2 separate regions of the Homo sapiens genome follow, and region 1 is linked to region 2. Evidence: read pairs that join two places in POLR2A ChIA-PET (ENCODE). Cell type or tissue: CD4-positive, alpha-beta T cell. All regions are shown on one strand. Links, peaks and the distances in the headings refer to the core of each region. The heading gives the core; the rest is flanking DNA. Region 1 overlaps PARL (presenilin associated rhomboid like). Region 2 overlaps LINC02054 (long intergenic non-protein coding RNA 2054).

What was found. ChIA-PET counts read pairs that join two places held together with the same protein. Peaks named below come from ENCODE experiments on the same cell type or tissue, not always from the same donor. Only the 100,000 strongest peaks of a DNase experiment are listed, where the experiment ranks them.
Region 1: POLR2A ChIA-PET joins it to region 2 with 6 read pairs; 1 of 35 experiments calls an interaction of 5 or more read pairs at or near these places.

The regions. Positions count from the first base shown.
Region 1 is chr3:183,874,017-183,879,389 of GRCh38, reverse strand. All of the region lies in intron 1 of PARL (presenilin associated rhomboid like), which reads left to right. Among named protein-coding and RNA genes, the nearest start is that of PARL, 8.2 kb to the left of the region's middle. In CD4-positive, alpha-beta T cell, for the core only: no CTCF peak of the experiment used is centred there; DNase peaks (open chromatin) are centred at 1,059 and 2,489.
Region 2 is chr3:184,415,385-184,420,757 of GRCh38, reverse strand. All of the region lies in intron 1 of LINC02054 (long intergenic non-protein coding RNA 2054), which reads right to left. Among named protein-coding and RNA genes, the nearest start is that of LINC02054, 17 kb to the right of the region's middle. RefSeq lists an enhancer at 3,978-4,479. In CD4-positive, alpha-beta T cell, for the core only: a CTCF peak has its summit at 2,730 (motif pointing left); a DNase peak (open chromatin) is centred at 2,717.

The sequences.
Region 1 (5,373 bases), core at 107-5,106, 540 kb after region 2:
TTAGGTGCAAATCTAGCAGAAAAAAAAGTTGTCTTCTCCGTTATCACAAACAAAATCTTGAAATTGAATTTCACTGGACCAGATTGGCCTAACTTGGGACAGGTGCCCATCCTTGAATCCCTTGAAGTTGCCAAGGAATGGGATGTGAAATTTGGCTTAAGCCAATCGTGGGCTTGGTGTGTCTCATCAAATGAAATGGCTGGAAATTCTAGAGTATGGTTTGGAAAAGGAGAAGAGGGCATGGATGCTGGGAGTAAGTCGTAGTGAAACATTTGTATTGGAATTCTTTATTTGGTTACCTAGATAGGATTAATCTGTGGGACAACAAACCATTCTAATTTAAGTACAAGTATTGTTGGAAGAGTGAGGAATCAGGTTCTAGCTCCTTGCTATTCCAAGTGGTTCATGAACTAGCAGTTTGGGTATCATCTAGGACAGGGGTTTGGCAAACTTAGTTTGTAAAAGGTCAGATAGAAAATATGGCCGCATGTGGTCTTTGTCGCATATTCTTTCTCTTTCTTTTTAAACAACTCTTTAAACGTGTGAAAACCATTCTTAGTTGGAGACTCAAATCCACTCTATAGGCCGCAGTTTGACAACCCCTAATTTAGGCGCTTGTTTAGATATGCAAAATCTCAGACTCACCTTGCCCCAGACCTACTAAATTACAATGTTTTTAATGAGATTTCCAGGTGATTTGTATGTAAACTAAAGTTTCCCCAAACCTGTGGTATGAATAGATCTTGACTCTGGCGGCACATGAGAATCACCTGGGGAGGTCTTACAACTACTAAGGCCTTGGGTCCACTCCTAGACATTCTCATTTGTTATGAGGTAGAGCCATGGTGTAGGACTTTTAAGAGCTCACCAGGCAGTTCTAATGTATAGCCAGAATTGAGAATTACTGCTCTAGACTAGGAAGCATAACTGCCTCTGCCACATCTAGTGTGGTAGATAAAACACCATGGCCACAATATTTTGTAGTTCTTATCCAAAGCTGGAGTCAACTTCCCTATTCCTTGCAGCTGGGTTGGACTTGCGGCTTAGTTTGATCGGTAGCATGTGGTGGAAGTAATATTGTGCAAGGTCCAGAGTCGGCCTCAGAAGACCTTGCAGCTTTTGCCTTTGCCCACTTGGAACACTCCCTCTGTCATGGTAGAAGCCCCCGCTAGACTACTGAACACCAAGGACTGGGCGGTGAAAGAGCAAGCAGACAACAACCAGCACTAAGGCTCCAGGTACGAGTGAAGCCATCTGAGACTCTCCAGCTCTGATTAAGCAGTCAAGAGTACTGGCTGGGGCTGGGCGCGGTGGCTCACGCCTGTAATCCCAGCACTTTGGGAGACCAAGGCGGGTGGATCACTTGAGCTCAGGAGTTCGAGACCGGCCTGACCAATATGATGAAACCCCATCTCTACTAAAAATACAAAAATTAGCCAGGTGTGCTGGTGTGTGCCTGGAGTCCCAGCTACTCAGGAGGCTGAGACAGGAGAATTGCTTGTACCTGGGAGGTGGAGATTGCAGTGAGCCGAGATCATGCCACTGCGCTCCAGCCTGGGTGACACTGTCTCAAAAAAAAAAAAAAGTAATAAATTATGGTTTTAAGCCAGTGCATTTTAGAGTGGTTTGTTAAGATGTAGATACCTTAATTTTAAAATGCTTTATTACTAAAAAATTCTAATAATCATCTGAGCCTGCAGTGAGTCATAATCTTTTTGCTGGTGGAGGGTCTTGCCTCTGTTGATGGCTGTGGACTGATCAGAGTGGCGGTTACTGAAGGTTGGGGTAGCGGTGGCAATTTCTTAAAATAAGACAACATGAAGTTCGCCACGTTGATTGACTCCTCCTTTCACAAAAGATTTCTCAGTAGCATGTGATGCTGTCTGATAGCATTTTATCCACAGTAGAACTTCTTTCAGAGTAGGAGTAAATCCTCTCAAACCGTGCTGCTGCTTTATCAGCTAGGTTTATGTAATCTAAATCCTTTGTTGTCATTTCAACAGTGTCCACAGTGTCTTCACCAGGAGTAGATTCCATCTCAAGAAACCACTTCCTTTGCTCATCCATAAGAAACAACTTCTCATCTGTTCAAGTTTGATCATGAGATTGCAGCAATTCAATCACATCTTCAGGCTCCACTTCTAATTCTAGTTCTCTTGCTCTTTCTTTTTTTTCGAGATGGAGTTTCACTCCTGTCACCCAGACTGAAGTGCAATGGCACGATCTTGGCTCACTGCAACCTCTGCCTCCTTAGTTCAAGCGATTCTCCTGCCTCAGCCTCCTGAGTAGCTGGGATTACAGGCACCCACCACCATGCCCAGTTAATTTTTTTGAATTTTTAATAAAGATGAGGTTTCACCATGTTGGCCAGGCTGGTCTCGAACTCCTGACCTCAGGTGATCCGCCCGCCTCGGCCTCCCAGGGTACTGGGATTACAGGCATGAGCCACTGCACCCAGCCTCTAGTTCTCTTTCTATTTCTACCGCATCTGCAGTTACTTCCTCCACTCAAGTCTTGAGCCCCTCAAAGTCATACTTGAGTGTTGTAATCAACTTCTTCTAAACTGTTAATGTTGGTATTTTGACCTCCTCTCATGAATCATGAGTGTTCCCGATGACATCTAGAATGGTAGATCCTTTCCAGAAGCTTTTCAGTTTACCTTGCCCAGATCCATCAGAAAAATCACTCTGTGGCTATTGCCTTACAAAATATATTTCTTTTTCTTTCTTTCTTTCTTTCTTTTTCTTTTTCTTTTTTTTTTTTTTTTTTTTTTTTTTTTACAAAATGTATTTCTTAGGGGAATAAAAAAAGAAAATATATTTCTTAAATAATAAGACTTAAACGTTGAAATTCCTGCTTGATGTATGTGGTTGCAGAATGGACATTGTGTTAGCAGGCATGAAAACAATATTCATCTTCTTGTACCTGTGCATCTGAGCTCTTGGGTGACCAGATACATTGTCGATGAACAGTAGTATTTTGAAAGGAATCTTTTTTTCTCAGCATTTGGTCGCAACATTGGGCTTAAAATATTTGGTAAACCGTTTGGGCACAGTGGATTGCGCCTATAATACCAGCACTGTGGGAGGCCAACACGGGCGGATCGCCTGAGATCAGGAGTTCAAGACCACCCTGGCCAACACGGTGAAACCCCATCTCTACTAAAAACACAAAAATTAGCCGGACATGATGGCAGGCGCCTGTGATCCCAGCTGCTCGGAGGGTTGAGGCAGGAGAACTGCTTGAACCTGGGAGGCGGAGGTTGTAGTGAGCTGAGATAGTGCCACTGTACTTCCAGCCTGGGCGACAGAGTGAGACTCCATCTCAAAAAGTAAAAATAAACAAATAAAAAATATTCCATAAACGATGCTGTAAACAGGAGTGCTGTAATCTAGGCTTTGTTGTTCGATTTGTAGAGCACGGGCAGAGTAGTTTACCATCATTCTTAAGGGTTCTAGGATTCTCAGAATGGTAAATGAGCATTGGCTTCAACTTAGTCACCAACAGCATTAGTGCCTAATGAAGTCAGCCTGTCCTTTGAAGCTTTGAAGCCAGGCATTGCCTCCTCACCTGTAGCTATGAAAGTCTTAGATGGCATCTTCTTCCAATAGAAGGCTGTTTTGTCTGCTTTGCAAATCTGTTTAGTGTAGCCACCTTCATCTTAGGATCTTCTTGATAAGTTGCTGCAGTTTCTACATCCACACTTGCTGCTTCAAGTTGTACTTGTGTGTTATAGAGACAGCTTGTTTCCTTAAACCTCATGAACCAACCTCTGCTAGCTTCAGACTTTTTTCCTGCAGCTTCCTCAATTCTTTCAGCCTTCATAGAATTGAAGGAGTTAGTCTTGCTCTAGATTGGCTGTGGCTTAAGGGAATGTTGTGGCTGATTTGATCTTCTATTCATGTAATTTTTTCCATGTTGGCAATAAGGCTGTTTTGCTTTCTTACTCTATTTTTTTTTTTTTTTTTTTTTTTGGAGACAGAGTCTTGCTCTGTCGCCCAGGCTGGAGTGCAGTGGCACAATCTCAGCTCACTGCAGCCTCCATCTCCCAGGTTCAAGCGATTCTCCTGCCTCAACCTCCCCAGTGGCTGGGATTACAGTCGCCCGCCACCACGCCCAGGTAATTCTTGTATTTTTAGTAGAGATGGAGTTTCACATTGTTGGCCAGGCTGGTCTCGAACTCCTGACCTCAGTTGATCCTCTCGTCTTGGTCTCCCAAAGTTCTAGGATTACAGATGGGAGCCACCACACCCAGCCTACTATTTTTCTCTTCTCAGGAGTAGCACTTAAAATTTCCTTCAGTAGTTTTGCTGTTGTTGATACAGAGTCTAGTTCTGTCATCCAGGTTGGAGTGCAGCAATGCATTTGTAGCTCACTGCAACCTTGACCTCCTGGGCTCAAGTGATCTTCCTGCCTCAGCCTCCCAAGTAGCTAGTACTATAGGCGCAAGCCACCACACTTGGCTAATTTTTAAATTTTTTATAGAGACAGGATCTCACTATGGTGCCCAGGTTGGTTTCAAACTCCTGAACTCAAGTGATCTTCCTGCCTTAGCTTCCCAAAGTGCTGGGGTTACAGCTGTGAGCCACCATGTCTGGCAAGAATTGTTTCTTTGTATTTACAAGTTGGCTATTTGTGCCAGAGGCTTAGCTCCTGGCCTATCTCAGCTTTTGACATGCCTTCTTCACTAAGCTTAATTATTTCTAATTGGCTGGGCACTTTGGGAGGCCGAAGCGGGAGGATCACGTGAGGTTTGAGTTCGAGACCAGCCTGGCCAACATGGCGAAACCCCATCTCTGCTAAAAATACAAAAATCAGCTCGGTGTGGTGGCAGGTGCTTGTAGTCCCAGCTACTTGGGAGGCTGAGGCAGGAGAATCGCTTGCACCCGAGAGGTGGAGGTTGCAGTGAGTCGAGATCGCGCCACTGCACTGCAGCCTGGGTGATAGAGCAAAACTCCATCTCAAAAAAAAAAAAAAAGATTATTTCTAATGATTTCAAGCCAGAGACATGTGACTGTTCCTTTCAGCTTGAACACTTAGCGGTGATTGTAGGGTTATTAATTGACCAGTGTCAATATTGTTGTGTTCCAAGGAATAGGGGGGTCCAAAGAGAGGGAAAGGTGGGCAATGGCTGGTTGGTAGAGCAGTCAGAACCTACACAACATTATTAAGTTCATTGTCTCATGGTTCATGGCACCCAAAACAATTTCAGTAGTAACATCAAAGGTCACTGATCACAAATCACCATAACAGATAAGAAAAAATTGAAGTGTTGTGAGAATTACGGAAATGTGACACAGAGCCACCAAGTGAGCGCATGCTGTTGGAAAAATGGTGCCAAAAGACATGCTAGATGTATGGTTGCCACAAACC
Region 2 (5,373 bases), core at 63-5,062:
CCAGCCTGGGTGACAGAGACTCGGTCTCAAAAATAAATAAATAAAAAATAAAGGAGTTTCTGTTGTAGTCAACACTCATTTAAATTTATCAACATGTTTTATCTATTTCTATGCTTAACAGTGTTTCATGTGCTCTCCCCTTTTTTTCTGGTTCATTTTTCTTCCTGAAGTGTATAACCTATAATAATTCTTTAAATGAGGGGCTGCACTTTACATGTATCGAAACGCCCCTTTTGTCTTAAATTTCCACTGTAAGTTAGCTGGGCATAAAAATCCAATTGGCACTTTGAAGATACTACCCCCTCATCCCCAGCCTCAGTCTTTGCTGAGGTCCAGAAATTACTTTTTAAGTAATCTGTCTTTTTCTCAGGTCCATGGTAAGGTTTTATTCTCTTTGCCCTTGATGTTCTGCAATTTCCCCAAGGAAATTTCTCAGCTACTATTTCCTCATGTATTTTTCACTGCCATTCCCTTTATTCTCTTCCTCTGAAACTCCTATTAGACATACATAGCCCTTCATGCAAGCTGTCCTTCATATCTCATAACTGCTTTTATATTTTTTAATCTTTGTGTATTGTATTCATGTTAATTCCTAAGTAATGTCTTCTAACTCAATAATTCTCTTTTTGCATCATTTATTCTGTCTACTGAGCTTTCTTTTAATGAACAAACTTTCTATTTCTAAGATTTCTAATTGATTCTTTTCACATCTACTTGTTCTAGTTTCATTTTGATCTGCCTTCATTTATGTCTTGTTAATTTCCAATGGATATTAAGCCTTCATTTGCCATTTTTGGCATCCTAAACATTTTTAATTCTTTGTAAGACTTTCACAAAATTAATTTAATCTGCAGTGAACTCATATTCCACATGGTGATTCTGTTGACTGCTTTTCTTTCTTGCTTTTTTTTTTTTCTAAAGATGGGATTTCACTATGTTGGCCAGGCTGGTCTTGAACTCCTGACCCCAGGTGATCCTCCCACCTTCACCTCCCAAAGTGCTGGGATTACAGGCACGAGCCACCACGCCCGGCCTTGTTGACTGTTTTTCTTACCATTGTTTCTCATCTATTTTGGCTTACAACTTTACAGTGAGTTGGAGGGTTTTCCACCTTGTTTTTACATCTGTTTTTCACTCTGTCTCTAACTATCCTGAGCTAGGACCTCAGGCCCAGTTGAGGTCTTACAATAGCATTGCAGGGCTCTACTCTGTTGTGGCATGAGGACACCACAGCTACAAGCACGTAGCCAGAGGGTGGCTTGGCTCAGCATCTAGTCAAGAGTCTGTCCTCATCTTCCCACAACTCAAGCCCCAAGCTATTTGTGGACAGCTGGCTTCCTCACTCCATCCCCGCCACCCCCGATTCTTTTCACAAGCAGAGGGAACCTTCCCCGAGCCCTGGCTTCCAGACACCTGGCTGTTGGCCCCTTTGTAGCATGGAGCACTTTAACTCCCTTACCAGGAGCTCTGTGTCTGGCAGCTACTGCTGTTTCCAGACCCCGAGGCCAGCAGGCCCCTGGCCCCAGTCACCAATTTGCATTTCTGATCTGCTTGTGGTACACAGAGATAGCCATTTTGGTTGGGGCCCAACTATGTCCTTTTGTTTATCATTTTTTCTATTTTATTCCTGATTGCTGTGTGTTTGGAACAGAGAGAGGAGGCCACAGCGTGAGCCCACTCTGCCGTCTTGGCTGGAAGTCCAGCACTGAATTGTGAGGCTGCCGTACCTGTAGAAAGTCCCATGTCTGCTTTCATTCAGGTAAAAGAGGAGAGATGGTTTCATTAAAATCCAATAGGCATTTTTTTTTTTTAAAGATGGAGTCTCACTCTGTTGCCCATGCTGGAGTGCAGTGGTGGGATCTTGGCTCACTGCAGCCTCCATCTCCCAGGTTCAAGCGATTCTCCTGCCTCAGCCTCCCAAGTAGCTGTGACGACAGGCATGCGCCACTACACCTGGCTAAGTTTTGTATTTTTAGTAGAGACAGGGTCTCACCATGTTGGCCACGCTGGTCTTGAATTCCTGACCTCAAATGATTTGCCCACCTTGGCCTCCCAAAGTGCTGAGATTACAGGTGTGAGCCACTGTCCCCAGCCCACTCAGGGGCTTTTATGCTTCACTATGAATTTCCTCTCAGGATAACAGACTGAGCCCGTGTGTTCCCCAGTCACACACACACACACACACACACACACACACACACACACGCTGAGGGTTATTCTTTGAAAGGGGAGGCCACGTCTGGGGGCGGTGGCTCACGCCTGTAATCTCAGCACTTCGGGAGGCCGAGGTGGGTGGATCACCTGAGGTCAGCAGTTCAAGACCAGCCTGGCCAACATGGTGAAACCCCGTCTCTACTAAAAATACAAAAATTAGCTGGGCGTGGTGGCGCATGCCTGTAATCCCAGCTACTTGGGAGGCTGAGGCAGGAGAATCGCTTGAACCTGGGAGGCAGAGGTTGCAGTGAGCCGAGACTGTGCCATTGCACTCTAGCCTGGGCAACAGAGTGAGACTCCATCTCAAAAAAAAAAAAAAAAAGAAAAAGAAAGAAAGAAAGAAAAGAAAGGGGCAGCCACGGGATGCAGACAAGGCCTGATCGCCACCACTCCTCCCTCCTCAGAGCAGAGCTGGGCCTGTGGGTAACCATGGGTAGCAGCTGGTGCTGGGTACCACGGAAGGCACGTGTGGGGTGAGGCTCCCCTTCAAACCGTTCCCAGGGGAGCGCCTCCCCCTGGTGGCCATCAGAGGAAGCAGCGGTGCTCTCTGCCAAGGACAAGGCCGCAAGGAGTGAAGATTTTCCACACACAGCCAATCGTGCAGACCTGGGACCTGTGGTCATGACACCGGCAGCCTAAAGGTCCTACTTAAATAGGGCCCAGGGCAGAATTCTGTCTATGATCTCCCCTGCTGTGCCGGGACACAGCCCACTCTGCTCAGGACTGTGTAGAGGCGGCTCCCTCCTGCCTGGCCCTTCTGAGCCTCAGAACATTGACTCCAGAGACCACTGGGTCCATAGATTCTTTGGATGGATTTTTAAACTTGAATGTCCAGACCCTTCTTGAGGCCACACAGAGGACTGAGGGAGGGCAGTCTGTGTAGGGGTCCAGGACATGGGTTTGAGGATTAGATAGACCTGAGTCCAAATCCCACTTGCCACTTGTTAGCTGTGTATCTCTAGGCAAGTTACTTAACCTCTTTGTGCCTCTGTTTCTTCATCTGTAAAATAAAGATAATAGTTGTATATACCTTAAGGGGTTGCTGTGAGAATAGAGCCAGATAACCAGGTCCCTCCTCCCTCTCCGCCCCCCGCCCATGGCCCCTGTTTTGGAGGTGCCTGGGCTCTTACTGCCTCTTCCTCTGCCCTTCCTGGAAACTGCGGGCTTCCATCAGCCTCCTCTGGGCCTTGGGCGACAGGGATGGGGGTCTTTTTTTTTTTTTTTTTTTTTTTTTGAGACAGAGTCAGTCTGTCACCCAAGCTGGAATGTGGTGGTGCGATCTTGGCTTGCTGCAATCTCTGCCTCCTGGGTTCAAGTGATTCTCCCGTCTCAGCCTCCAGAGTGGCTGGGACTACAGGCGTGTGCCACTATGCCTGGCTAATTTTTGTATTTTTAGTAAAGGTGGGATTTCACCATGTTGGCCAAGCTGGTCTCAAACTCCTGACCTCAGGTGATCCGCCCGCCTTGGCCTCCCAAAGTGCTGGGATTACATGCGTGAGCCACCGCTCCTGGTTGGGGGCATTTTTTGAGGAGGAGCCAGGCCCAGATGGAGTCACACTGCAGAGGCCTCACATGGGGGCCAAAGTCCTCAGGCCCTGAAGGTGTCCCAGAGAATCACAAACTCACAAACATACCCTCTGGCTGCTGGGGCCTGGGCTTCTCCTGTTTAATGATTTCCCACCCAGTGGCCCACAGGTCCTATACTCTCAGGGAACACACACAGAATTCTGGAGCCCCTGCCAGAGGCACAGTTCAAACACAGCAGAGCTGGGCCTGCAGCTGGTCTGTCAGTCACACTAAAGTTATGGCGCACCTGCTCTGTATTTAGCACTGGGGCTTCTAAGGGAAGGGATGTGTCTCTGCCTTCAAGGCATTCGCAGCACAGTGGGGAGACTGGCTGCAGAGCCCCCTGACATGACTCACAGGAGCCGCTCTAGTGAGACTCTGCAGGCACAGCCCGGGCCCAGATCAGGGTCCGCCCAGGAGAGTCAGGGACGGCACCCAGAAGAGGGGCTTCTGGCTGGGCACTTGAATGTGGAGTAAGAATTTGCCAGGCAGACAGACTTGATCGATTCATTCGATACGTTTTCATTCGACACCTGCCACCCTCCCTGCAGCTGCTGTTCTATGCACTAAGGATTCAGTGGTGAAGAAGAGTAAAGCAGTTCTTGCTGTCCAGACCTTGGCCTGGCACTCACTGCAGGCCCATGGTGCTCTCCTGTTGAACATAAACAGTTTCACAGAACATCAACATCAGACAAGGCCACTCTGTGGCTGTGATGGAACTAGACAGAAACAAGCCCAAACCCTACAAGTTCTTTCTGACACCCCCTCACTGATACGCCCACAGTGCCCCATGGCGTGCGTTCCCCTTCACTGCAACCAGCCATAAACCCCAAGTGCTCCACTATAGGTGGGATCCTGGTGGTCTTCGGGTGGAGGGCAATTGACAGTGATGGCTGAGAGGTAGGATTTGAGTGGAAATGTGGAGATTGAATGAAATGAAGGGCAAGCCATGCGGAAACGTCAGGGCGGAACATTCCAGGCAGACGGAACAGTCATCGTAAAGGCTCTGAGGATGGAATATGACAGGCAGATTTGAAACCTGCAAATATGCCAACCTAGCTGGAGCAGAAAAGGCAGAGCAGGTATTCCAGGCAGAGGGAAAAGACTGTGAAAACCTAATGTGAAGGAAAGTAGGCCCCTGCTGACACGTATGGGTAGTTCTGTGCAGTTGAAATAGAAAGTTAGGCCAGGCTCGGTGGCTCACGCATATAATCCCAGCACTTTGGGAGGCCAAGGCAGGCAGATCACCTGAGGTCAGGAACTCGAGAGCAGCCTGACCTATATGGTAAAACCCCGTCTCTACTAAAAACACAAAAATTAGCTGGGCATGGTGGCAGGCGCCTGTAGTCCCAGCTACTCGGGAGGCTGAGACAGGAGAATTGCTTGAACCCAGGGGGCGGAGGTTGCAGTGAGCCAAGATAGTGCCACAGCACTCCAGCCTGGGTGACAGAGAGAGACTCCCATCTCAAAAAAAAAAAAGAAAAAAAAAAAAGAAAGCTAATGTCATTTGTTTTGGAGAAGAAGGATGAGTACACAGGAAATATGCAATTAAGAGCCTTCATTGCCTCTCCTCAGAGATTCTTAGCAAAATCA